Regions from separate parts of the Homo sapiens genome. Here region 2 is linked to region 1. Evidence: read pairs that join two places in POLR2A ChIA-PET (ENCODE). Cell type or tissue: PC-9. All regions are shown on one strand. Each heading gives the region's core, and the rest is flanking DNA. Links, peaks and the distances in the headings are about the cores only.

The links. ChIA-PET counts read pairs that join two places held together with the same protein. Peaks named below come from ENCODE experiments on the same cell type or tissue, not always from the same donor. Only the 100,000 strongest peaks of a DNase experiment are listed, where the experiment ranks them.
Region 2: POLR2A ChIA-PET joins it to region 1 with 6 read pairs; 6 of 35 experiments call an interaction of 5 or more read pairs at or near these places.

Annotation. Positions count from the first base shown.
Region 1 is chr17:81,418,579-81,428,242 of GRCh38, forward strand. BAHCC1 (BAH domain and coiled-coil containing 1) reads left to right here. Exons shown (of 28, transcript NM_001377448.1): 3 at 8,222-8,401. Among named protein-coding and RNA genes, the nearest start is that of MIR4740, 23 kb to the left of the region's middle. In PC-9, for the core only: no CTCF peak of the experiment used is centred there; DNase peaks (open chromatin) are centred at 953, 4,333 and 4,793; H3K4me3 peaks cover 1,772 bases; H3K27ac peaks cover 2,785 bases.
Region 2 is chr17:81,330,997-81,340,660 of GRCh38, forward strand. RENO1 (regulator of early neurogenesis 1) reads right to left here. Exons shown (of 2, transcript NR_186479.1): 2 at 8,187-8,317. Among named protein-coding and RNA genes, the nearest start is that of TMEM105, 5.2 kb to the left of the region's middle. RefSeq lists enhancers at 304-874, 875-1,445, 8,248-9,196. In PC-9, for the core only: no CTCF peak of the experiment used is centred there; a DNase peak (open chromatin) is centred at 4,985; H3K27ac peaks cover 510 bases.

The DNA.
Region 1 (9,664 bases), core at 885-8,884:
CAATGCCACCTTTTGCACAGCGGAGGCCAAGAGCCCTTGCCAAGGTTCAGGTCAGTAAGTGGATAAGTCTGGTGGAGGCCTGAGCCCTGGGAAGCAGCATCTTTGAGGACTTGCCCAGCTGTGTGGCTCCCATGCCCGAGAACAGAGTCTGCCAAGGTGCGCACACCCACAGACGTGTGTGTGTGTACGTGTGTGTACGTGTGTGTGTACGTGTGTGCGTGTGTGTGTGTACGTGTGTGTGTGTGTGTGTGTGTAGCCACTCATCCCAGACATGTAGCACAGTCAGACCTTGTGTGTACACCCATAGTCACGTGCATATGCCCAGAGACAGGTTTGCACAGACACACCCCGTGAGTCACACACAGTCCCTCCCCTGCCTCTGTGCAAGTGTGAGTGTGTGCAAGTGTGAGTGTGTGCAAGTGTGAGGTGCACCCCACATCTCGAGTCTGGACCACTAGTGATTGCAGCCAGGGTGGGGGAAGCATCACTGGGTTGTATCTGGGGGTTGAGCCTGCAAACACCTGCACACCCAGCATGCACCTGCCTGTCTCCCAGCCACATCTGCACACTGGGGTGGCATGTGGCTGGGCCTCTAGCCCCTGCCACAGCAGCTTCTGGTCTCCTGGTGCGGGCGGAGGTCCCAGAGTGGCCTCTCACCCCAGGCAGAGCCTGGTCTCCCCACCCCGTCCCTCATTCCTCTTTCTGGGCAGCCAAATGGTCAGATGCTACACCCCTGCCTCCAAGCAGGCTGCACCTCCCCTCTGCATCCACGCAGGAACCTGTGCAGGGCGGCTTCCTCCCCGCGCTTTCCCGGAATGAGGAATGTGGGGCAGGGCCAGCAGGGGGGCTGCTCCTCCTTCCTGCCTCCCCTCCCGTCCTGCACAGCTCCCTTGGGAGCCTGGCTCGTGGGAAGTGTGCTTGGGACCGCCCATCACTCCGTTCCCAGCCACTCCTGGTGTCCCCCGCCTGGGCGGGCCCTGTGGGGAGCGGGGAAGGTGTGGAGCGGAAGCCAGTGCCGAGGGAAGAGGGGAGCCTGAGTGGGTGTGGGTCGGGGGTGGGAGCTGACGCAGGCGGCGGGTGCAGCCGCCAGACTCGGAGCCGGGGAGGCCCATGCCAGCAGCCCGGCAGCTGGGCTTCCGGAAGCAGCGGGAGCCGGGAGCCTGGGAAGGGCCTCGCTGCTTCTCTGGAGCTGCCGCCATCTCAACGAGGCGTTTTTTTTTTTTTTTTTTTTTACAACCCATTTCACAGTTTCCAGAAAAGGAGGATGCTGTCTCGGCGGCTCACTTAACTCAAAACAAATGCTCGCTCTGCCGGCTCCGCGCCCGCCTCTCCCGGCTCCCGGGCCCTGCCGTCCTCTTGTTCCGTCTGCCTTCAGTCTGGTGCCACAGGGCGGAGCAGGGTCAGCCTGGCAGGAGAGTGGGGTGGGGCACAGTGGGCACCTGGCCATCCGATTGCCCAGGCCCAGCCTCTGCTGTGTGGGTCCTCGGGACCCTGGATGGGGGCTGCTGGCACGGCTGCTGGACCGACCCTTACAGAGGGAGTGGCTCTCCGGGGAGTCCTGGGCTCCAGGGCCCCAGCATGCTCTGTACCCCTCAGGCTGCCCAGCATGTGTTGCCCTTCTTAGCCATCCATGGCAAGGAGCCTGGAAGACAGGTTGGCAGGAGGCAGGCTAGTTCCCATCGGCTGTCCTGGCCACTTAGGGCCACCTCTGCTGTAAGCCCATGTGGCCAGCTCTCACCTACTGTGTGCCGGCCTCCCCACACAGCACCCCTGGGCCGGGGCCAGGCTCACTGGGCACCGAGACTCCAGCCCAGCTGTTGTGCAGCTGTTCCCCAGTCTTCCCGCTGCTGGGCCACCCTGGGACAGCAGGTCCAGGCACAGCCTGCCTCCTGGTCTAGTTGGCTGGACCTTGGGCTCCGGGTCAGACTGGCCTCCCAGGGATGGGGCTGTGCCCGAGGACCTGAGCCACCTGGGGGTGGCCACAGCCCTCCTGGTGTTGCTGTCTCCCGAAACCATTTCCTCAGCTAGCCGGCCGCCCAAGCCAGGCCTCTACAGCATCTTGGGCAGAGCTGAGGTGGCCCTGGAGCTGGGGCCAGAGCCCGGTCTGGATCTAGAGCTGCAAACCCGGCCTGGGCCGGCTGGGCAGTGGGGGCAGCCAACTGGAGGCCAGTGTGCAGTCCTCGGTGGCCCCGCTGACACCGCATCCCGCTTACTGTCCCTTCCCCAGGAACATCCTAAACTCATGCTGCCTCCTGTGATGAGAGCTGATGGGAAGCCTGGCAGAGCGGCCCCAGGCAGGCTCTGTGTGGGGCCAGGGTGCCCTGACCATGCACGCGGGTGGGGACAGGCCGTGTTCAGCCCCCAGCGGAGCACTTGGGGCTATGGGCCTGGACCAGCAACTTAGACTTGGTCATGCTCCATCTCTTACCAGCCCCATGGCGGGCCCACGACCGACCTTGGGAGCATGATGGCACTACGTCACATGAGTCTGAAGCCCCAGGTAGGGGAGGTGCCACTGCAGGCAGTGCCAGGATGGGGCACTTGGTCTGAGGAGGTCTAGGTCAAGACCCCCTCCCTGGCCCCCAGCTGCCTCCGCCTGGGCTGGTAACCACAGCACTTCCTTTGCCAAGAGGAAAGAGCCCTCAGCCCGGTTCCCGGCTGGCCTTGGCCCACACGGTCTGGCCCTGGCTGGAGCCCAGGCTACACTCGGCTCCCAGGCAGCTGAGGCACAGGCTCTGTCTGGGGTTGGCCACTGGTCGGCGGGGGGGCTGGGGAGGTGGCAGCCTGGTCTGCCCACGGCTCTGCTGGCCAGTCACGGTGCCATCCCCAAACACCGGGAGGCGGGGGTGACAGTAGAGGCGTGATGCTCTGTCCTGGGGTTTCCCGGGCTCCTCGGGAGCTGAGTGGGATAGGGAGGGCCTCAGGTGGCCGGCAGTCCCGTCCCCCACACTCGCAGGGGTCACCACAGTAGTGACCACCTGGCAGGGCCTGCAGAATCTGCTTCCAAGTTTCAAGCCAAGGCCAGGACAGTGGGGGAGAAATCCACGCCTTTAGAGTAAGCATCTGAGAGCCCCCAGCCGTGTGCAGGGCCCCTGCTCACGGGGCAAGGGGGATGCCGGGCAGAGGCTCTTCCCCTGCCTGGTCCCGTCTCCGAGGTGCTGGCCTGCTGAGCAGCCAGTGAGACGCCCTGGCAGCAGCTGCCGCCAGAGCCAGGATTTCCAGAAGCAAGAGGCCACCCCAGTCCCTTGGGGGGGATGGTAGGGTCTCTCATGGTAGGCTCAGTACGCAGGATGCCTGGGCACGGAATTGGGGTGCAGCATGCGACCCCATGTGATACTGGAGAAGGGTATTTGCAGCTGTGCCCAGAAGTGGTCCCAGAACGCTCATGCGAGGGCCTCAGGGCCGGGGTCTCGGGTGACTCCGCTTCCTCTCGTGATTTTTTTTTTTCTTGGAGGCGGAGTCGCACTTTGTCATCCAGGCGGGAGGGCAGTGGAACAATCTCTGCTCACTGCAACCCCTGCCTCCCAGATTCAAGCAATTCTCCCGCCTCAGCCTCCCAAATAGCTGGGATTACAGGTGCGCACCACCATGCCCGGATAATTTCTGTATTTTTAGTAGAGACAGGGTTTCACCTTGTTGGCCAGGGTGGTCTTGAACTCCTCACCTCAAGTGATCCACCACCTTGGCCTCCCAAAGTGCTGGGATTACAGGCGTGAGCCACCGTGTCTGGTCTCTCTTGTGCTTTATTACCTGAGCTTATTATGGTGAAAATACAAAGACATAATGTTTGTATGACAAGGAGACAGCAATCCAGGTGGCCCGTTTCCAGAATGAAAGGGAAAAAGAAGTGAAAGAGATCCCCAGATCAGCAGCCCTGCCTGACTCTGGGCACAGACAGCACTTTGGGACCCCCAGCTTGGTGAGGCTGGTCAGGTGCAGGGAGGGGCTAGGCTAGAGCCCCCATCCCCTTCCCTCTCATTCCCCAGACTGTGGGGCCGGGGACCCTTCCTCAGTGGGCTCAGATAAGGCAGCACAGCAGGGTCCCCCAAGTCCGGAGACAGGCTGGTTGCCCACTGAGGGCCCCGTGGGACACCGGGGAGTGTCCTGCCCCCACCTGATGTGGTGTGGGAGAGCTCAAGGTACAGGGTTCTCAGGCCAGGATCCTGGAGAAATCCCTTCTCCAGACCCAACTTTTGGACTTAGTTGCTTCCCACCATCCCGAGGAGGAAAAGGCGGGAGGGACTTCCCCAGGAGGGTGTGGGGGTGGGAAGGCCTGGGGGACTCGAGGCGGGCCTGGGCGAGGCAGCGGCAAGCTTCCAACTCCGAGGGGAGCCCACACTCACCCCACAGGCATGCCCCAGTGTCCCCAAGCAGGGGAAGCCAGCACTTCCCTTCCCAACCCAGAGTCCCCTCCCTGGCTGCCGGGCCTGTGGTCTGGCCCCGGCCCATGGCAGTCCCAGCCTTGTGGTCCGGGAAGCCCCTGGCTCGCGGGCACCTTCACCCCCTGCCCTGGGCCTGGGCCTGGCCCTGCTCCACAGTCCCTTGGGCCGGCTCTTCCTCTCCACCCGCCCACCCGCCGCAGAGGCCAGCTCACAGCCCACGTCCCCCACCAGCACTCACAGACCCCTCCTCTGCTGCCATGACTGGGAGAGGCCCCTTGAGTCCACATGGCTGCGTTCGCACACGAGAGGGGAAGGGGCCTTGGGGGCCCTGGGCTGGGAACTGGCTCAGCACAGCAGGAGCCTGCCAGGGCCGTGCAGGGCAGCCCCCGCCGCCCCCCTTGCCCCACCGCCTCTGCTGAGTCACCTCATGTCTGGGAAGTTCCCAGGGCCAAGCCAGGCTGGATGAGGCATCAGAAATTCACAAATTCCCCCTGCCTCCCGGGCAGGGGAATGGCTGTCCTGACTCACCTCGGGCTGGGCCCCCGCAGACCCCACTATCCCCACGCTCAGCCTCATACCCCTCTTTCCCGAGGGGGCAGGCCCCCCGCCCCAGGTTCCTGGAATGGTCCCAGGCCAGGCTTGCTGCCCGTGGGATGGAGACGACAAGGTGCCAGGGTGCCTGGCTGGAGTGGGGGCCGCTCAGTGACAGCCTCAGACCACCCACGGAGCAGCAGGGCCACCGTGTGCAGAAATCTGTGTGTGCTGTGTCCTCCGTGTGCAGGAGCCGATAGTCATGGCAACTCTGGGAGGCTCCCTCGGGCTGGCCTTGGCCACTGGACTTGGGCAGAGGTGGGCACAGCTGAGGGGCCACAGGCAAGCATGCAGGCGGGCCGATGGTCCGGGAGAGCTGGGCTGGGCGGGGCCTGGGGCGCTGGGGGCTCACCATTTCCCACACTCAGGCTGCCAGGAGAAGTGCGGGGTATCCTGGCGGTGCCCAGGAAGGAGCCTCTCGCGGCCTCCACCTGACCCAGAGGTGAGCGCCATCCGCAGCTCTGTGCCAGCCCAGTCGGGGCCCAGCCCCAGGAATCCTGAAGGGATTTTAGAAGCAGATCCGTCCTCAGCGCCACCCTTCCTTCCTCTGTCCCCCGCCCTCAGTCTTCCCCCTGGCTCAGTTTCTCCCTCTGCTCGCCTGAGACTGGGGCACTCCTGTCTGACAAGTCAGTTTATTGGGCCTGGGTAGAGGGATGAAGACCCCACTCAGGAGAGAGAACAGCTCCTCCCAGTGCTGCCTGGAGGGGCCGAGACTGTGGGGCCCGTGGAGCTGACACAGGGCCTATGGCTGGGGCCCCGCTGACCCTGGTGCCTCATGTATCACCTTGACCTTTTTGGCAAGTTCGCCAGTGTGTGAGAGGCCTTGGAGCTGCCCACAGCTGTGGGCTGGGAGAGTCAGGGTGCTCTCCCTGTGAAGAGGAGGCCCATCCACAGACCCTGAAAGTTGATTGGGCACAGTACCCAGCACCCACCTGGGTGGTAGTGGTGGTGACAGTGATGGTGGTGGTGGCGAGTGATGTGGTTATTGATGATGATTGGTGATTGATGATGATATGGTTGTTGTGGTTGGTGATGGTGGTGGTGGTGTGGTTGTTGTTGAATGTGGTTGGTAATGGTGGTGGATGATGTGGTTGGTGGTAATGGTAGTGGTGATGTGGTTGGGGGCATGGTGGTGGAGGTGATGTGGTTGGTGATGATAATGTGGTTGGTGTTGTGTGGTGGTGGTGATGGTGATGTAGTTGGGGTGGTGTTGATGTGGTTGGTGGTGGTGGGTGATGTGGTTTGTGGTGATAGTGCTGGGTGATATGGTTGGTGATGATGATGTGGTTGGTGACAGGTGATGTGGTTGGTGGTGATGATGATGGTAGGTGATGTGGTAGTAATGTGGTTGGTGGTGATGTGGTTGGTGTGATGTGGTTGGTGCTGATAGTGGTGGGTGATGTGGTTGGCATGATGTGGTTGGTGTGATGTGGTTGGTGGTGATAGTGATGGGTGATGTGGTTGGTGATGATGTGGTTGGGGGTGATAGTGGTGGGTGATGTGGTTGGTGGTGATGTGGTTGGTGGGTGATGTGGTTGGTGGTGATAGTGGTGGGTGATGTGGTTGGGGGTGATAGTGGTGGGTGATGTGGTTGGGGGTGATGGTGGGTGTTGTGGTTGGTGGTGATAGTGGTGGGTGATGTGGTTGGTGATGATGGTGGGTGATGTGGTTGGTGGTGATGTGGTTGGGGGTGATAGTGGTGATGATGTGGTTGGGGGTGATAGTGGTGGGTGTGTAGTTGGGGGTGATAGTGGTGGGTGATGTGGTTGGGGGTGATAGTGGTGGGTGATGTGGTTGGTGGTGATAGTGGTGGGTGATGTGGTTGGTGGTGTGGTTGGTGGTGATAGTGGTGGGTGATGTGGTTGGTGGGTGATGTGGTTGGTGGTGATGTGGTTGGGGGTGATAGTGGTGGGTGATGTGGTTGGTGTGATGTGGTTGGTGGGTGATGTGGTTGGGGGTGATAGTGGTGGGTGATGTGGTTGGTGTGATGTGGTTGGTGGGTGATGTGGTTGGTGGTGATGTGGTTGGGGGTGATAGTGGTGGGTGATGTGGTTGGGGGTGATAGTGGTGGGTGATGTGGTTGGTGGTTATGTGGTTGGTGGTGATGTGGTTGGTGGTGATGGTGGGTGATGTGGTTGGTGGCGATGTGGTTGGTGGTGATAGTGGTGGGTGATGTGGTTGGTGGTGATGTGGTTGGTGTGATGTGGTTGGTGGTGATGTGGTTGGTGATGATGTGGTTGAGGGTGATGGTGGGTCGTGGTGGTGGTGGGTAATGTGGTTGGTGATTTGGTGATGATGTGGTTGGTGGTGGTGGTGGGTGATGTGGTTGGTGGTGATGTGGTTGGTGGGTGATGTCATTGGTGATGTGGTTGGTGCATGATGTGATTGGTGATGTGGTTGGTGGTGATGTGGTTGGTGGTGATAGTGGTGGGTGTGGTTGGTGATGATGTGGTTGGGGGTGATGGTGGGTGATGTGGTTGGTGGTGATGTGGCTCGTGGTGGTGGTGGTGGGTGATGTGGTTGGTGGTGATGTGGTTGGTGGTGATAGTGGTGGGTGATGTGGTTGGTGGTGATAGTGGTTGGTGGTGATAGTGGTGGGTGATGTGGTTGGGGGTGATAGTGGTGGGTAATGTGGTTGGTGGTGATGTGGTTGGTGATGATGTGGTTGGTGGTGATAGTGGTGGGTGATGTGGTTGGTGGTAATAGTCGTGGGTGATGTGGTTGGGGGTGATTGTGGTGGGTGATGTGGTTGGGGGTGATAGTGGTGGGTGATGTGGTTGGTGGTGATAGTCGTGGGTGATGTGGTTGGGGGTGATAGTGGTGGGTGATGTGGTTGGTGGTGATAGTCGTGGGTGATGTGGTTGGGGGTGATAGTGGTGGGTGATGTGGTTGGGGGTGATGTGGGTGATGTGGTTGGGGGTGATAGTGGTGGGTGATATGGCTCGTGGTGGTGGTGGTGGTGATGTGCTTGTGACAAAGATGTCGTTCTTGGGTTTGCAACAGCAGGAGAGTGTCAGTACCAGGACACCTGGGGCACCAAAAGACTCAGGACTCTGAGTGTGGCAGTCAAAGGCATATGGGGGTAACCTTTCCCATCATCGGTTTCTTGGATATTGAAAGTCAAAGGCTCTGGGGGAGATTGGGGCCTGAGAGTCCCCTGTGGAGAAGGGCTGTGGTGTTGCCCCTGCCCTGCCTCAGGCCACACCCTGGGAGCTGCCCCCAGAGTCACTCTTGCCCTGTGTCCACAGCCAGCAGCCGCCTGATGGGAAGTTCTCCGGCCTCCTCGTTCATGGGCAGTTTCCTCACCAGCAGCCTGGGCTCGGCAGCCTCCACGCACCCCAGCGGCCCCAGCTCCTCCCCCCCTGAGCAGGCCTACCGTGGCTCCCACCCCACCACCTCCCAGATCTGGTTCTCCCACTCCCACGAAGGTAAGTTGGCGGACTGGGCTCCCAGCGACACCCTGGTGGCCAAGAGACTGACCCTGGTGCCCGGGCCAGGGGCAGGTGAGGGGCTCCCATCGTGGCCGTGGGAACCTGGCCGGTGGACGGTGACAAGCAGGCTCGGGTGAGGCTGCCTCCCTGCCGAGGAAGCCCCGGGGGAAGTGGTGATTGGTTGGAAACAAGGGCAGCCTGTTCGGCAGTGGTCCTGGCCAGATGTGTGCTCCAGATGGGCAGCAAGGGGAAACAGGGGGGCCAGGAGGGGCTCTGGGGAGCTGAGAAAATGTGGAGCACAGCTGGGCCGGCCGGGCTGGGCTCACCCTCACAGTGGCCGTGCCCCACCTCCCCAGACGCTAGGAGGCGGGCTCCAAATGTGCCAGCTGGAGGAGGGGGCCGGGGCGGGGAGAGCTGTCAGCGCACACAGGCTGCCACCCAGGGGCCTGTCCCAGGACAAAGAGTTCCTCCCAGGCCACCTGCCTCCCCGTGGGACACAGCCCTGGACACACAGTAGGTGCCTCGCGAATACTGGCTACTCTCAGGCTGCCTGGCCAGCAGGAGACTCCTGGAGGCCCCCCTGGCCTTTCCGTGGCAGGGCACCCCTGCCTGGATCCCCGTGCTTGCTCAGACCCCTTGCCCTGCAGCCTAGGAGGCGGCCCTGGGCCCCCATGTCCTTGGGCCCACAGTTGCTGGTATTCCCTCGGCCACCCCAACCCTACAGCGTGGGAAGGGTTAAGCTCCCCCCGCCCCCCGCGGCTGGCACGCAGAGAGGTAATTGCAGTTGGCAGCGGGCACACAGGGCTCTCCGCTCCTGGCACCCAGCACTGCCGTAACTCAATGACTGCTGAGCGGCGGGCGTCGTGTTTACAGAGCGCCGCGGACCCACACACCACGCCACCGCCCCGTTCCAGGCAGGGAGATTAGCACCCGGCACTGCTGGAAGCAGAGAAACCTCTCTTTGTGCAACAAGAAAGGGGCTGTTTTCCAAACAGAACAGGTGACGAGTGAGGGACAGTTGCTGAAATAATCTGGGCTTTCGGCTCAGGGCGCACATGTTGGGCAGGCGATAAGGAGTGGCCTCTTCCTGGGTGCAGGGGAGGCCGCTACCTTGGGATGCGGTGGGCAGCATGGGGTCCTCGGTCCAGACTCCCCTGCCCAGACTCCCCTGCCCCTTCCTCCCACCCCTGCACTACTAGCGGCCTCCTGGAGGGGAGACCAGGCTGGCCATGGCTCCTGGGCTGGCTGTGGGGGCCCCGC
Region 2 (9,664 bases), core at 1,105-9,104, 87 kb before region 1:
CAGACGCCAAGAAAGGAGAGGAGGGGGCGGGGGCTCCGGCCAGGGAAGCCGTGTCCTCTGCACCAGGCAGAACAGGGGGCTGGGCCGCCCTCAGCCTGGATCTGGCCAGGGCTGGGATGCCAGCTCTGAGAACAGGGCCCAGCCCTCACCTGCTTGGTTTGCCTCTTGCCAGGGGAAGGGGCTCAGGAAGGTTTCTGAGCTGCCCCATGCCCCTGCCTGGAGTTCCTGACCCTCGGGGGAAGCTGAGGCTACAGAGAGCACGAAGTGCAAAAGGCCTGGTGGTTGGACCCAGAGCCCCTGTCCCTGGGTCCCCGCTCCTCCCCACCACCCCGTCCCAGCTCTCCCACGCTCCCACGAGGCCACATCATCTTCTGCTCCTGCTGAGTTCCCCTTCACGCATATGAAAAGCAAATTACAGGAGGGAGAAGGCAAACCCGGGGTGAACGGGGGCCTCCTGGGACTCCTTGGACCCCCGGGAGAGCCTGTGAGGGCTTCTATGGGCCGACTGGGATCTCAGGAGCAAAATAGGGGCCCCTAGCCCACAGCGGAGGGCGACTCTAATCAGCAGAGATCGCCCAGCATGCCTTATCCTCAGCAGCTCAGGGCCACCTGTGGGGCAGGGGGAGGGGGCCTGGCCAGCTGGGTCGGCCGCCCCCGGCAAAGCCAGGGGACGCCAGGAGCGGAGCTGTGTGGTGCAGAGCAACTGTGTCCCAGGGGAGGGGGGGTCTGTCTCCGCTCCTCCCAGCTGCAGGCCCTGGGCAGCCGCAACCTCTCAGAGCCTGCCTGCCCCTCTCCTGAGGTCTGGATTTTGCCAGCACAGAGCAGGGACCTCAGCAATATGCCCAGCCTGGCGCAGGCCCAGGGCAGGCCCTCTATCCGCAGGGCATCCTCTGGTCTACAAGTTCTGTGACGACGTGGCTGGCACCAGGGTCTGAGGGCTTTGATGCTGGGGAACGTCCTTGCGCCTCTGCAGTAGATGTGAAAGTCTGTGGAGCCCGGGGACCTGGAGCAGGTGGCCTGGGTGGGGCTGCTGCCTTCTGGGCCAGGACCAGATTCCACTCCCTGGCTGGACAGCCCTGGGCACAGCGTTTAAACACCCAACACTTCAACTCTGCTCTGTGAAACGGGGATGATTCTAACAGTGCTGGATCACGGCATGGTTGGGAGGCTTGGGTGAGGTCATGTGTTCCATGATCCTGTCCACACGAAGGTCATGCAGCCTTGGGGGGCACTGGAGCGGCAGGTGTGGTTTTGGGGACCTGCCACGGGCCACAGCCCTAGACCAAGCCGGACCATCGGGACTCTTTTCCTGGAATTTGAATGCTGAGCCGAGGGACACTGGGCTTGTGCTGGGGCCACTCCCGAGCCGCTGCTGTTGGGGCCTGAACAGCGCCTTCCCCCTGCCCTCCCTGCTGCAAGCTCCAACCAAATACCTGCTCCCGGCTTCAGTTAGTCAGAGTCCACTTCTGGCACCTGCAGTCAAATTTATTGATTGATTGATTTGAGAGAGTCTTGCTCTGTTGCCCAGGCTGCAGGGCAGTGGTGAGAATAAGGCTCACTGCAGCTTCGACCTCCTGGACTCAAGCGATCCTCGGCTTCCCAAGTAGCTGGGTCTACAGGCACACACCACCACGCCTGGCTAATTTTTGTGTTTTTTGCAGAGATGGGGTCTCACTATGTTGTCCAGCCTGGGCTCAAGCAATCCTCCTGCCCTGGCTTCCCAAAGTGCTAGAATTACAGGCATGAACCACCATGCCAGCCGAAAGTGTCTCTGCACATCTGCACAAATAAAATGTATTTCTGTACGTACACTGATTTGTACCCAGAAGCCCTTTTAAAAAATATTGTGTCACCTTGGCTTCCTCTCTTACTTCTTGCTCCCCCTTTATGTAAAACTGCTGAATCTTTTGAGTGTCAGTTGCAGACACCTTGACACTTCACCCTAAATACTGTAGCATCAAATGTCTAAGAACACCTGCCTGCCTCCAGCAGCACGCCTGGGGAAACGCAGTGCCACACAGAACGATGCACGGCCCCGTGGCCCCGCCTGCTGTGTGTAAACTTCCCAGTCAGCTCCACGGCCCGCCAGAGCAGTCCCACCCCAAGCCTCGTTCAGGATCCTATCCAGGGTCTCCCGTTAGCCTCCTCTCATCTATAACACGCACCGCACCCTTTTGCCTTTTTAAAAACATTGCCCTTTTCTGAGCATCCGGAGAGGTGATTCCGAGAATGCCTCCGGATCCGACTCCCCTGTGCTCAGTGCAGGTCAAGCGTCCCAGGCAGGAGCATCACTCAGGGGCTGCTGAGCCACCCGAGGGAAGGCAAGCCTGGGAGAGGCAGTCCCGCAGCCGTTGTCCTGCCACTCGGGGGCCTCTGATGGCCTCTCCTCTGGTGCCATCTCCCACCCCAGAGCTGGACAGCAGGCCTGGGGAGTGGCCTCTCAGATCTGTCCCTTTGGTGGTCTTGGGGCTCCTACGGGGGCACCTTCCTCTTGTTTCTCCCCTAAGCAGGCAGGAGGTGGCTGGCGGAGAGCAGAGGGGACCCCTGATGGCTAGAAGCGAGGGGGGCAGTGCAGAGAGAGCACAGCTCGAGATGGAGAACTCTCCCTGGGCGTCTGGCCACTGCCTGACCCTCAAACCAAGGGGAGTGTCCGAGAGTCAGGCAGGAGGGCCAGGTGCAGAGGTGGGCCAGGTGCAGAGGCAGGCCAGGGAGGCATCCGGACGGGAACCAGCCCCCCTTCTCCTGAGAAAAGGCTCACGGAGATGGCAAGCGTCCCAGCCGAGGCCCCTTGGGGCATGGGGCGGCCCTGTGGTCCAGTTGGGTACAGGAGGAAGGTGGGACCGGCCCTCAATCCCCCCCGGCAGCCAGGGGTGCTGGGAGACAGAGGGTGAGGCATCACCGAATCCCAGGGTGGACTCCTATCGGGGTGGGTGGAGGAGAGGGAACCCTTCCTCTGGCAGGGCCCTCTCATCTTGTCTTGGAGCCTCCGCATGGGTGCGGGATCGCCACTTCGCAGCGGGCTCTGGCCATCAGGCAGTCCGTGGTTTGGAGCTGTCAGGACCCGAGGAGGTGCCCCAGCACGTGGCAACAGCAGGGGGCCGTCACCTCCTCAGGCAGGGGGTGAGGAGAGAAGGTGCTGCTGGAACTGGTGAGAGGGGCCTTGAGCATGGGGGCCCGAGGTGAACGTGCACGCCCTCCTCCCTCCCCCCTGCCCTCAGGCTTCCCTCGGGCCCCAGTGCCCAGAAGCCACCATTAGGCACAGGCACAGGGTCAGCCTCCAGGGTCTGAGCAGGGTGGGGACCTGGGCCATAGCCCCTGCCTCTCCAGCCCAGCAGCCACTCCAGCCTGGCCCCTTCACTCAGATCAATAAAAAGTGTAGGAATGAATTCCACTTCGGTGAAAGCATCAATGAAGAGCAGATTCCCAAGCCCCAGGATTGGGTCCACGGCCAACTCTGCAGAGCTTAGGGCCCCCAGTGGGCCGGCTCTGGCACCTGTTAGGACCCGCCCAGGGGAAGGGGAGGAGCTGTGGGCCTCCTGCTGTCCACCCTGGCTCCCAGGTCACCCTGCAAGGCCAGCACCGCCCTTCTGATCCCCCCAGGGCTGTGGCCTGGGAATAGCCACCCCCAGCCTGGGACAGAGCAGGTAAGGCCCGGGAGGAGGGGACCGCTGACCTTCCCCAGGAGTTTGGGAACTGCTCACGGCTTGTCTCAGTTCTCCAGCTGGCTGTGGACCTAGGATGGACGAGAACAAGGAGGGAGCCAGCCAGGGGTCAGGGAGGCTGGGGACAGGGTGGAGCAGGAGCCCAGTGTGACACGAGAGACCTGGAGCTGGAGAAGCAGTGCCAGCGGCAGGCTCAGCAGGACTTGCTGAACCCCAAGGGTAGGGTGCGGACAGGGAGGCCACCCCGCTCGGGAGACAGCAGCCCCCCTCTGCCATCCACGCCCTCACTCCACATCCCACAGGACCCCTGCTGGAATAGCTGTCTCTGCAAAATGCCCGTAAGTCCACAGAAACCGCCAAAGCTTTCCTGAGACTGGGGACATTATCTGCAGCAATGGGGACCACATCTGGTGTACCGAGGTCTCCAGTGCTCGAGCGGGGAGGCACGTGAGAGCAGAGGGGATGGGAGCCCTGAGTTCCTGAGCTAATGCTACAAAGTCAGCACTGGACTAGCACATCAGGTGGATCTAACCAGGCCCCAGCGAGGCTCTGCAGAACGTGGAAGGGGTCAGAACTCACTCTTCCCAGCAATGTCCTAGAGGCAGTGGCCCCGCTGCCCTGGCCTGATGCGGGCTCCAGAGCTGTGGGATGCAGTGTGAGCCCTTGGCCCTGAGAAGCTGTTCTCCCCAGTCTGCCTCGTCTGGGAAGCCAGGTCAGCTACCTGGCTGAAGGCCATGGGCACTATGCTGGGCAGGAGCAGGGATCTGCCATGTGCCCTGCGGGATGATGATTTTCATTAATCTGCAAAACATTGTGTCTTAGATAAGGGTAGGCTTCTTAGTCAGACAAACCTAGCTCCAATCCTGCTGTGTGGCCTTGGGTAAATTACTGACCCTCTCTGTGCCTCATCTTTAATGTGATTTCCATGGCAGGGCAGTCATGGGGACGCCAAGTGCTAATGCTATAAACAGACCAAGTACAGGTGCTGGCCTGTGCCAACTTTCTCTTCCTTCTCCTCTCCCTTCCTACCCCATGTCCCTGTGGCCAAGGGACAAGGTGGTTGGCAGTCTCCATGAGGTGCCTGGGGCTGGCGCTCTTGGCCAGCATAAGCCCACCAGGCTCTGGGAAGGGTCAGCCCTGCTCAGAGTGGGCAGATGGGTAGGCATGGCCGAGGGCACGAGGTGGTCACAGGTAAGCTGCCGGCAGCAAAGGGCAGCCTCTCACCTGGCCTTTGGGCAGAGAAGCCCCGCCCAGCTGTGGCAGTGAGCTGGGAGCGCATCTGTGGCCCTGCCCTGCTCTTTCCCCTAATGTGAGCTTCACCCCCGCCCTCCTTGAGCATGCCCAGCTCTTCCAGACTCACGCAGTCACATTTCACAAGTAGAGGAATGCTGGGGGGCCGGGGCCGGGCCAGGCTGCACCCAGGGCCACCCACATGCCCCCACCCATGAGAAGCAGCAGGAAGTCCCCTCCCCCTCCTCCACCCCTGTCTGTCCACCTTCAGGGTTTGGCTCTGATCTCTGGCTCTCCAGGGGAAATTTCCTTGTGGAGTTAGTGGAGTCAACTTTGCTGACAACAGTGGGGCCTAGAATGGGCTAAGGACATTATCTCTGCACCTAGGAAACCCCCACCATTCACTAGTTATTCATCCATCCACCCACCCATCTATCTATCCACCCACCCACCCACCCATCTATCCACCCCCCAACCCACCCATCTATCCACTCCCCAACCCACCCATCTATCCACCCCCCACCCACCCATCCACCCATCCAACCATCCACCCATCCACCCATCCACCTATCCACCCATCCACACCCCATCCATCCTATCCATCCACCCATCTGTCCTTCCATTCAATAAACGCTTCATGAGAGAAGAGACCCACCCTCCAGAGCTGACCCTGTAGCCCAGCCCAGGCCTCCTGGCACGGTCATTGGACTGCCTGGGTTAGATCACATGGGGTCCTGGTGGACACGTCGACTCTACTCTCCAGGGCTGGGCCCTGGCATCTGCATTTTCACCGAGGTCCTCTGAGGACCACATACTGATGCTTTTTTCCACAGGCTCTGAAGGCCCAGCCAAGGAGCTGACAAAGCAATGGACGGTGGCGAGGTTCTGCCAGGGGCCCAGCCATGGCTCTGGGGGTGCAGAGACCTGAGCAGAGGCCTCTAAGCTCCACCCATTTCCCACCAGCCTGACACAAGGCCCAAGAAGGCCAGAGTTCTGGAATGTAGGGGATTTGGGGCTACACTTCCTTATAGGACAAGGGAGTCCTGGGGACAGGGTCCCCAACACTGTGCACCCTTTGGTGGGCTGGCACTTGTCTCCAAAAGGAGGGCTCCAAAGTCGGGGCGGGTTGCCTGGGTCCCAGCTGGGCCCTGCTCTGGACTCCTGGCTCTCCTTTCAGGCTCCTTCCCCAAGGGCGCATCCCCCGCCCGGCCTGAGCTTCAGTCAGGGCTCACACCCTTCCCTGTCTCACTCAAGTGGGCCTTTCCAGGGTCAGTGAGAGACCCTGGGGACCCCATCCAGCCCAGGCCACACGGCAAGAGGGGAACTGCTTGCCTAGGCCCGGGTGTGGGTGTGAGAATGGCTGGAATCCTTCCAAGGTGCCCTTGCCTTCACCCTGTGCCCCCCGTGCTCCTGCACCTGGGCACTGGGGCTGCAGAGCTGCTGAATTGCAAGGGGGACCCCTCACCCTTAGATCTTGTTCATGCTAATGGCTTTGCAGGGGTCCTCTGATGCACCCAGGCCCCCTCCTCCCAGCTGGCCTGATTAGCAATGAGCGCAACTCCGGGAAAATTATTAATTTCTATCCCTCAAGTTTACTTCTGGGAAAGTTTGCCAATTAACTTGGCAAGCTGAGGCTCCCAAAATAAAAGGCAAAGGGAGGGAGAGGCACTGGGACGGTCCTTGGTGGGAGGGGCAGCAGGTGCAGACTCCATCCTCAGGAGTGGGGGTGGGGTGGCCTCGGACAGAGCCGGGGCCACTGGCTGGGAGTGGCCTGAAGTGGAACGAGGAGGTACCCTGCAGCGGCCCCGCCCACCATACCAAGGGTGGCCCCACGCAGGGCTGCACCGCATCTGGTTGAAACTCGGGAGGTCTGGGCGGGGGATGCAGGGGCGCCTGGGGGCCCTGGCTCTGACAGTGTCCACATCTGCACGCGGAACACACAGGCTATTGATGGGTCTGAAATAAAAGGGGCTGAGGGCAGCGGGCAGAGCCTGGGACCACCGCGGCTGGGCATCTTCCCATCCAACAGTCCCCAGCTCTGGTCCTTCTCACTTTCTTCTGTTTGTTTGTTTGTTTTGTTTTTTTGTTTTTATTTTTGCGACAAGTTCTTGCTCTGTCTCCCAGGCTGGAGTGCAGTGGCATGATCACGGCTCACTGCAGCCTCAACTTCCTGGGCTCAAGCAATCCTCCTGCCTCAGCCTCCTGAGTAGCTGAGACCACAGGCATGTGCCACCAAGCCCAGCTAATTTTATTTTATTTTTTGTAGAGATGAGGGTCTCCCTATGTTGCCCAGGCTGGTCTCAAACTCTGGAACTCAAGTGATCCTCGATCCTTGGCCTCCCAAAGTGCTGGGATTACAGGCATGAGCCACCAGGCCCGGCCCCTTCTTTTGTGCAAAGCCAGGCCCCCCCCACCCCCGATGCTGGGCTCCACACTCCCCCAGAAGGCCTTCCCCCTCTCTTCCCCCTCTCTGACCATGCATCTGATGCGGTTTGCTTTGGCTCAGTCACTGGCGGTGAAATGTTGCTGTCACAATCTCGGCTCCTGCCTTGCTCTGAGGTCTGTGTGTGGGTTGGGGAGGGGGCAGCAGGATGGCGCCCCTTCCCAGCCAAGCAGCCTCTGCACAGTGGGTGTGCAGCCTCAGGGAGGCAGATGCCAGGTGCAGAAGGAAGCCAAGGAGACCCACCTGGAGAGGCTTCTGGGCCCTCAGGCCTTGGCACTGACTACGGGGCCCTGGCTGGGCAGATAGCGCCAGAAGGGACACTGGACCCTCCCAAGGCTAGAAGAAATAACCAATCCCCACTCAACGAGGCTGCTTCCTCTGTGGCCAGATCGAAGGCAGGGCTCCTGATGAGGGGGCCAGAGGCACTGGGCCAGCTGCTTTTGGACCCAAGGGACCTGCCCAGATGCCTGTGGGGGTGTGGGGAGTGAGGGGAGCCACCGTACCCAAGGTCGCAGCATCCCTGGGAAATGGTCCTGCCCAGCAGGCTTCCGGATGTCTGGTTCAGGAATGTCTCCCCAGGCCCACTCTGTAGTGGCCAGAGACAGAAGGGCAAGGCCATGGCTTTTTAAAAGGCAGCCAGAACATTCGTCTCCTGCCAGAGTAAGGCCATGGCTGTGCCCTCCATGTCCCCGGCACTTCCCGCCACCCCAGGCTTATCTCATCTCCGGTGCCTCCTAATGGAGGCGCTGTGGCCCAGCCCCTCCAGCAATGTCCCAACAGCCCCCATCAAGCCCCAGAAGTACTCAGAAACATAAATTAAAACAAATTGCATTTAAAAATTACAAATAGGGGCCATTTTATCGTTTTTTATTACATAACAACCATTAATAAAGTGTAGTCCCTGCACCTTCATTGCCTGGAGACTAAAGTTCAATTCCTGTCCTCCATGCAGGCTGGGGATGCCATTGTCACAGCCACGTACCTGGGGTAATACAAGTGTAAATACATTTATGGGCAGGAAGAGGGGCTTAGGAGGAGGGCCCTGCCGCCCACAGGGCAGGGCGGGTCCTGGAGCTCTCTGCTGGGAGGAGCCACTGCCTTCCTCCCAGGATGATGATGGGTTAGGGGATCCTGGGACCAACTGGACATGAAGAGGCCACTCCCACTGGGGTAGAATGAGGTGGGGGCTGAGATCCTCCTGCCTCCCCTTCCTGATCAAGGAGGGCCCATGCAGGAGAAGGAGATGCAGGCGCAGGATTGGCTGTATGGTGCACACACACACACACACACACACACACCCTGGACCCCCGTGACAGGGAAGCAGAACAGGAGGCCAAGACCAGCCACACACTGCGAGACCAGCGGCCAGGCTGCCCAGAGCCCTTCCTGGGTTCAGCCTCTTTCCTGGGCTTCTCGTCCCACTGGAGGAAGGGCCAGGAGGGCAGAGGTCCTTCCTCTTTCCACACTAAGCACCCACAGTCTGCAGGGATGTGTGAGCCAGAAGCTGGGGTCACCCCTGTGCTAAGCAGCCAGGGCTCCCCAACTGCCCTTGCCAGACAGGTGGGCCCAGCAACTGCTTCCCACCTGAACCCACTGCACAGCCTGGCAGGTGGGGGCAAGCTGGAACGCGGGCAGCAGCACTGGGGGGGATGGGCTGTGTGCAGAGCCCAGCAGCCACTTGGCTGCCAGGGAATGGCCCAGGAATCAGGCACCACTTGTGCTGCAGCCCCTTCCCCTCCCCTCCCCCTCCTCAGCCTCCTCTTCTACCCCAGGGCCCAGGCCGGTTAATCTTTAACTGCTTCTGGACTAGCACTGACCCCAAAAGCAAACACAGCAGGATTCCTGGGGAGGAGACATGTCTTCCAAGTACGGCTGGGCAGTGGTGTCTTTTTTTTTTTTTTTCAGATGGAGTCTCACTTTGTCGCCCAGGCTTGAGTGCAGTAGTGTGATCTCGGCTCACTGCAACCTCCGCCTCCCCGGTTCAAGTCATTCTCTTGCCTCAGCCTCCCCAGCAGCTGGGACTGCAGGCGCCCGCCACCACTCCCGGCTAATTTTTTGTATTTTTAGTAGAGACGGGGTTTTACCGTGTTAGCCAGGATGGTCTCCATCTCCTGACCTCGTGATCCGCCCGCCTCGGCTTCCCAAAGTGCTGGGATTACAGGCGTGAGCCACCGCGCCCGGCCCTTAATTTTTATATTTTTAGTAGAGATGGGGTTTCACCATATTGTCCAGGCTGGTCGCAAACTCCCGACCTAGTGATCCGCCTGCCTCCCAAAGTGCTGGGATTACAGGCGTGAGCCACCGTACCCAGCCTGCAGTGGTGTCTTAA